Regions from separate parts of the Mus musculus genome. Here all the other regions are linked to region 3. A link is a loop called in an ENCODE intact Hi-C map of the cell type or tissue named here. Cell type or tissue: heart. All regions are shown on one strand.

The links. Hi-C counts contacts between places; a loop is a spot of excess contacts. Peaks named below come from ENCODE experiments on the same cell type or tissue, not always from the same donor. Only the 100,000 strongest peaks of a DNase experiment are listed, where the experiment ranks them.
Region 1: a loop joins it to region 3, with 2.4 times the contacts of the local background. A loop is called at or near these places in 12 of 42 quality-filtered maps.
Region 2: a loop joins it to region 3, with 2.4 times the contacts of the local background. A loop is called at or near these places in 4 of 42 quality-filtered maps.

What each region holds. Positions count from the first base shown.
Region 1 is chr9:14,379,680-14,382,179 of GRCm38, reverse strand. Endod1 (endonuclease domain containing 1) reads left to right here and starts at 938. Exons shown (of 2, transcript NM_028013.3): 1 at 938-1,509. The coding sequence starts at 1,210. In heart, a CTCF peak has its summit at 1,137; DNase peaks (open chromatin) are centred at 299, 1,079 and 1,649; H3K4me3 peaks cover 2,444 bases; H3K27ac peaks cover 1,862 bases.
Region 2 is chr9:14,356,183-14,358,682 of GRCm38, reverse strand. It overlaps Endod1 (endonuclease domain containing 1), which reads left to right. Exons shown (of 2, transcript NM_028013.3): 2 at 796-2,500. The coding sequence ends at 2,001. Among named protein-coding and RNA genes, the nearest start is that of Gm34156, 12 kb to the left of the region's middle. In heart, a CTCF peak has its summit at 1,480 (motif pointing right); no DNase peak of the experiment used is centred here.
Region 3 is chr9:14,499,050-14,501,549 of GRCm38, reverse strand. It overlaps Kdm4d (lysine (K)-specific demethylase 4D), which reads left to right and starts at 1,068. Exons shown (of 2, transcript NM_173433.2): 1 at 1,068-1,442. It overlaps Cwc15 (CWC15 spliceosome-associated protein), which reads right to left and starts at 931. Exons shown (of 7, transcript NM_023153.3): 1 at 769-931. In heart, no CTCF peak of the experiment used is centred here; a DNase peak (open chromatin) is centred at 979; H3K4me3 peaks cover 2,188 bases; H3K27ac peaks cover 1,242 bases.

The DNA.
Region 1 (2,500 bases), 120 kb after region 3:
AACGGTCTTGATTTGTAGTCCAGGCTGGTCTTAACCTCTGTCCCGGAATTACGAGCCTAAGTCGCCCTTCTCAGTTCCCTAACCTAATGTATACTGTTGCTCCAGACCTCAGTTTTATTTTTAAACTAAATTAATTACTTCAGTTTGAGTCAGGGTCCAAGAAGCCCATTCTGCCTTTGAACTCCTGGTCCCTGTGCACACCACCACAGCTAGTTATTTACTGGGAGTGGGAACCGGGGCTGGGCTTCTTAATCCTAGTCAATCACTCTGCTCACATCCCAGCCAGATTCCTCTGCTCTTTATTCCACCAGCCTGTCTCAAGTCCCTCCCACATTCTTTTCCCCTCTGGGAAAGTCCAGCTTGGGGCTGCCTTCCTCAGGGTGTCAGTTCAGATATCATCTTTTCAGGCCAACTTCCTTCACTGTATCCTAAAACCCTGTAGGAGTCACGCAGTGGATTAACACTGGGTTTTCAGTGATTCCGTAAACAGCATGTTTTGTTTGTTTGTTTGTTTGTTTGCTTGTTTTTTAATTAATACTAGGCTCACCAAACAGAGATCCTGCTCTTGTCGGTTATCACTCTACTAATTCAAGGTGGGGGTGTGCAGAGGCATGTGAGCAGTGGGATGAATACAGGGTGTTGGCTGTCTTGTTCCCTTCTGAGTTTCGGTTTGATATCTAATGCTCATACCAAGTAAACCACGGCCGGGCTGTGCTGTCTGCCTAAGAACTTCCTTTATCAGTATTTATTTATTTATTTATTTATTTATTTATTTATTTATTTATTTATTTATTTATTTATTTAGCAGGGTCTTACGGATCCCCCTGCCTCTACCAAAAACCCGGCTTTAACAGGGTTTCTTAACTGGGGTCTGATGCGGAAGGGTAGGCACCGTCTCCTCTGTGGACATCTCCCCATCCCGGAGGAACCTGGTGCACGCAAGGTCCGACTTCTCAGCGCCAGCCCTGGGGACAGCCCCTTGGGCTAAGCCAGTCCAGCGCGGAGGGGGAGCTCTGGCACACAGCAGCGCCGCGGCAGGTGTCCGGTCTCCAGGGGTGGGTGCAGCCGCAGAAAGCCGCGGCTGAGCACTGCAGCCATCTTCGGGGTGGAGGCGGAGAAGGGGCGCGGCCTTGGCCCAGAGCCGCCCCGCCAGAGAGGCTCACCGCGGACTTCCCTGCTCTAGCGGCGCCCGGCCGCGCAGAGGCCGCCATGGGCTGTGCGCGCTGGCTGGCGCTGGGCGGCCTCCTGGCCCTGGCAGGGCTGTTGCAGGCCCGGCTGCTGCTCCCGCAGCAAGCGGGCTTCGGCGAATGCGACCGTTTCTTCTACAAGGGGACCCCACCCGCCGGGCTGGCGACCGAAGCGCACGTGAGGATCTGTCAACGCTTCGCGGGCTCCGAGCGCTTCGCCACTCTGTACAGTCCTGGCCACCGCATCCCCGTGTTCTCCGCGTTTCGCGCTGCGCGCCCGGCGTCCCGCAGTGCCGAGCAGCGCGGGCTGCTGGAGCCGCAGGTAAGCAGGACTCGGGAGAACCGGGATCTGAAGTTCAGATCTACCCCCCAGCGTCTCCCCATCCCCAAACTGCAGCCTGCCTTGCCTGGGTGGGAGTCTCCACTTAAGCCGCAGGGGCGGGAGGTTCCCCGAGGAGATGGCCCTCCCTCCTCTTGGGCTCAGACGTCTGCAGTGTCTGGTTGGTTTCCTGGGTAGTAGAGAACATGAACTGGGAGACAGCCCTTGGTGGCCAAGACCGGGCAGATCCGCGGGAAGCACAAGCTTCCCAGGCCCGCCCACATCCCCTCAGCAACATTTGGGCGGTGGGCAAGTTCACCCCACTTTACAGGAAGCAGCTCCAGACAAGGAGGGGTGAAGGAGCTTGCAGAAGACCACCCAGCTGGTGAGATGAGTGAGCTGGTCTTGAGGCTAGAAAATCACTGCCCTTTCTGCTAGGGGAAAGCTTCTGACAGTGCAAGGACTTTGGGAAGCTCAGTGGGGGTAGTACCCACGCAGAAAGGACAAACCAGTTTTTCCTGAATCTTCGTATCTGTAGATTATCAGACCATTGCAATCAAGTGACCTTTCACAGTGTTGGGTCTGTCTGGCGGCAGGGATCAAACACCGAGAAAGCCTTCCATGGGCCATACAGAAACTGCTGACTGGCTCTCCTCTGCCAGGTCTCCGCAGTAAGACACCCTGTCCTGCCTCTCTGACTTCTCCCCAGCCTTCCAGCCCTGTGTGTCCCAGAGCCCTTGGTTCCTGCCGGCCACCAATACAAAGCTTCTGGCTTTCAGGTGTCTCCACCTGAAAGTATGGATTGTACCTTGGTCATATTTCCAGCTACCATTGGCCAGGCAGGTTTCAGGCAGTCTGCACCAATATTACCTTCTCACATCCTCCTGTGTCCAGCGTCCTGCTGTAAGGATCTCTGAGCTCAGGCCAGTAGAAAGAGTTCTTAGCTTGTGCATATAGGGAAGATATGTGCCGATCTAAACTTACTTTCCCTCAG
Region 2 (2,500 bases), 140 kb after region 3:
CCAGGGCAAGGGAGATAGAGACAGGCAAATTCCTGAGGCTTGATGGCCAGTCAGCCTGGTTAGTGAACCCCAGGTGAATGAGAAACTCCGTCTCAATAAACAAGGTTGGCACGATGGAAGGGTGGCTCTTCCAGAGGACCCACACTCTGTTTCCAGCACCATCACCAGCAGTGTCTGGCCTCCTGTAAACACAGTTGCAGGGGATATGATGGTGATCTCTTTTGGCTTTTGTGTGCATCTGTACACACTGCATATAACTCCTCAGAAATACATAGCATAACATGAAACTTTTTGTTTAAGTTTAAAACAAACAAACGAACAAACAAACAAATCCAAGGCCTAGAAGAGGAACAACAAAACCATTTTTTTTTAAAAAAAGAAACCTAATTTGTTGTAAGTTAATTTTTTTAAATTAAGGTGGATTTTTGCTCTTGAGGAATGGCACTCAAGGTTATCCTCTGATATCACATGCATGTGCTTGTATGCACATACACCCTACATGTACCTGCATGTATATACATACATTGAGAAGAGTCATCAGGACTGTAAAAGGTGGGGCAGGCATAGAACATGAAGCAGGATGCATCCTATTTGAGGACTTTAAATACCAGCATTGAGGGATACTAGAATGGTGTGTGTGCACGTGCACGCATAGGTCTAAGAAACATGTCTTGAGAACCCAAGGGTAAGATGTGATGGAAGGGTAGGATGCCCCTGGAGCTTTGGCGGTGGTTCAGGTGACTCTCCCACCTCTGTGAGCAGGGCCTAATCTCAGCGCTGCCTTCTTTCTTTCAGATTGATGACCCTGACAGCAACCTCGAGGAGGTCATTGACGAGGCCAACGCTCTCACCTCAGTGGACAATCTGGGAAGCAAGCAAGCCTTGAATGCAGACTACATTGACTCTGACTATGAAATCGGACAGCTGTACCCATTTCCTCTTAACAGTGACCTCCAGATGGCCACATTCCCGCTCACAAATTCAGTTCCAATGACCCAGTCTTTCCGGGAACGATGGCACATGAATCTCAACAGCCTCATGGACCGAGCCTTGATCCCACACTGCAGTGAAGGCAAAGACCTGTATATCCTCACGGGGGCTGTTCCCTCAGAGCACAGAGTTAAGGGCAAAGTGACTATCCCTGAATTCGTCTGGCTGGCAGCTTGCTGTGCAGTCCCTGGAGAAGGCTGGGCCATGGGCTTCATCAAGCACACCCAGGACATTGATGTCATAGAAGATGTGATGCTGAGAGACCTTGAGAAGCTGCTTCCTCATAAGCCTCAACTGTTCCAGGACAACTGTGGTGAGATGGAGCAAGATACAGAGAAGATGAAGAAGATTCTGGAAGTGGTCAACCAAGTCCAAGATGAGGAGCGGTCTCTGCAGTCTCAAGAGAGAATGAGTCCCCTCGCCAGCACCCAAAGCCAGAGGTCTGCCCTGCTGTCCCCAGAAGCACCACCAGAGGGAGGGAGCAGTTTTCTGGGACAAGTCCTGGGTTTCCTTGCTACCCCATTCATTAAGCTTTTCCAGTTAATTTATTACCTTGTTACAGCGGTCTTAAGGAATATAGTCCATCTCCTTTGGTTGGTTGCCAAGCAGGCAATAAACACTGTTGAGAGTTGCCTATACCATCTAGGCGAAGCCACTGTCTCATACCTCGTGGCCATTGGACAAGAGCTGGTGAGCATTCCCTGGAAAGTGCTCAAGGTTGTGGCCAAAGTCATCCGGGCCTTCCTCCGGATCCTCTGCTGTCTGCTGAAGGCTGTCTGCCGAGCTCTGAGCATCCCTCTCCGAGTCCTTGTGGATGTAGCCACTTTCCCTGTGTATACTGTGGGGGCCATTCCCATTGTGTGCAAGGACATTGCTGTGGGCCTGGGTGGCACCCTCTCACTCCTCTTTGACACTGCTTTTGGCACCGTAGGTGGCTTGTTTCAGATTGTTTTTAGTGTCTTCAAGCGGATTGGCTACAAGGTTACTTTAGACAATTCCGGGGAGTTCTAGAACTTAAAAACCTAGTAATGTCCATTGTGGTGAATTTTGATTTTCTCTTTTAAACAGCAGGTTTCTGTTCCTTGTCAGCTACTGTGTTATGTTTACCCAGCAGGTGTGTATTTTTCTGCAAAAGAGTATGGCACGCTTTAAATTTGATCTAAAAGAAATGTTCAGGGCAGGCTCAATGCCGTGCTCCATGTGCGTCTGCAACTATACAGGTGTGCTTCCCTGCGTCTGCTAACTTTAGGACTGCGCTCCGACTCAGAGGGAAACACCTGGCATGACCCAGGCTTCTTATGAAAATTATAAATAAGGAAGAAGAGGATGACATTAAATGCTGAAAGAAACGGTATCTCGTGTCTCCCAATACTCTTGGAGAGTTAAGGCAAACTAGGTCTGAGTATTGTTGTCCGGTCTCAGCGTCTCCTTTTCTTCCTCTCCTACTCTAGCAGTGAGCCGGTGACTGCTCTGCTGAAATTTCTCCCTCTCGGTGGTAGCATCTGCTGGG
Region 3 (2,500 bases):
CACTAGCACTAGCTTCTCTGAGATTTTATTTTATTCTTTTTTAAAAAAAATTTATTCTTTTTTTTTTTTTTTTTTAATTATAGGATCTCACAATGTAACTGTCCGGCCAAGATTTGCTGTTCTACCAGAAACCTCACACTACAGCAAAGAACCCAATAAAAAACAAATTTCTTTTAAAGTCACAGTCAAACTTATTATGTTAAAATTTGTTTAAAGTCCCCAGTGACATTTACATGGGCAACCATTACCCCAGAATCTTGTTGACTCAATTTTCTTCTAAAGCAGTTACCACAACATTTATCAAGGCTGTAACTTCCGCGATGCTCAGAAAATCGGAACTCCACCCAACCAAGTATCAAGAACCCATCCTGAACTGGGTATGATGGGGGTACTCCTGTGATTCCAGAGCTTGGGAGGTGAAAGCAAAAGAATCGGGAGTTCGAAGCTAGCCTAGGCTACAAGAGAACCTTTGCCATTTTTAGCTGTCAAATAAGAATTGCAGCCTAACTGCAGGGCTACTAAATCTCCGTTAGCTTAAGCAGCTGCTCACACAGATCGTGTGTGAAGTGGGAGTTTCTCCCCATCCCACCCTCCTTTGCTTTTCTCAGTGTCTGAGGCGCTGCACCGGTGACCGCCCCGGGCTCGGCTTCAGCTCCGGACCACCATCCCTGCACCGCGGCCTGTACGATCGTCACGGGCTGCGGCGGCGACTCGGCTCCCCGGTGCCACCCACACAAGAACCACAAACCACCATGCCCGGCTGCTCACTCTGGCGGGGGTCCTACGCAGCACCTTCCGAAACTCACTCATGAACCAATGCGACCCTTAGCTCCCAGAAATCTCGGCGCCGGGGGCGCCAGGCCCAAGACCGGAAACAAAATGCAGAGCTTCCAGTTTTTACACCAGGGGCTCGGTTGAGACCCGGAAGCAAAACCTTCGCACTTCCAATGGCTGTGGAGAAGATGCGAACTCCACACCCGGAAGCAATTCCGGAGTTGTGTGTGTGTTTTTTTTTTTTTTTTTTTTAAACCGTCTCTCACAGGCTGACGCAGTGACCAATCAGCAAAGACACGGGAAAAAGATGGAATGACGTTGCCTAGGGGCGGAGCCAAGGCAGCTTAGGGGGCGGGCGTTTGAAACCGGTGCTTCATAGTCGACCCCAAATATCATCTTTTTTCCTTTGCGAACCAATTACTTAATCTCTCTTGCGTCTTTTCCTTTCCCGACCCCCTCCCAGACTCGTTCGCTGCGGTTCTGCGAGGACGGAGGCGCCAGGAGCCGGTCCGCGTCTCGCAAGAGAGATGTGAGGAGAGCTTGCCAACTGACCGACCCAACGGCTCCTGCTCCTCAGTAGACCCCGCAGCCTAGGGACTAGAGTTGTCACTTAAGTGGATATGAAGAAGGCGCAAATAAGTACGGGGGCAGCCACGAGCTTTCCAAAGGTACCATTCCTGCGAAACCACTAGCCTTGAAGGCAAGGGTTATAGTCGCATTGCTTGTTAAGATATATAAATATATAGATATATAGCTATATGCATTAAGCGTTGTAGCGTGAGGGGAGATGCTTGTGAGCGTTTACGATAGTGACAATTTATGGAGCAGTGGGCCTAACTGCCAGGAGGAGCACGAGATGGGATTAAGATGGCTTCGCCAACGTTGTCTTGTGCCCCATCATTGAGATCTTGGGGACGGCCGATGCTCGGTAAAGAGGATTCTGTTCTCCAGTTTATCTCAAGTGGAAGGGTCTCCTAAAATTGAACATTTCCGTTCTTTTCTGTCCTTCCTTTGGAACTTTTAAATGAAGAAAGAGAATTAGAAAAGAACCCACTCCCTCCCGAATGTGCCCGCTCCCCAAGTAGAAGGTGAAAGCTTCATATTTTTGCCCTGAGCCTCACACAAAGGACACCGCTTTCACATTAGTGACTCAAACCCAAAGATGGAGACCCTCTTCCTTCCCTCGTCACATCCTGTTCACCTGCCACTCTTGTCCAGTATTGTGAAAATTACCCTGAAGTTCCTTTGCTTGTCACCACACTCCTTCAGGCCACTGTCATTTCCTCTTGATTTGTAATTGCTTTCATAGGGACTTTCCTAGTTTTGCACAAACAGAGTGATTTTTTCAGATTACCAGGTAGTGGTTTTGACACTTAGGATAAAACAGCCTCTTGCTTTTACTTACACAGTCTGCCTCCTGCCTGCCTTTAGTCACAGGCACACCACACTCAAGATACACTCAACTGGACATTTCTGTTTCTTTCAACAAGGCAGGATTCCATTGTTTCATTTGAGTTTTGAGCCAAGCTCTTACAGTGCAGCCCAGGCTGGCTTTCAACTTAAGTTCAGGCATGCATTCATCTGTTTTTAAAGACTTGGGACTGTGTTCTTCACCTCTGCCTCCAAGACACCTGTAACTCGGTTCTTCAGGGCATAGCTTAGTGCTGCTTCCTCTGTGAGGTTTCCCCTGACATCTCTACTGGTCCCCACTTCCTCCCTTGCAAAA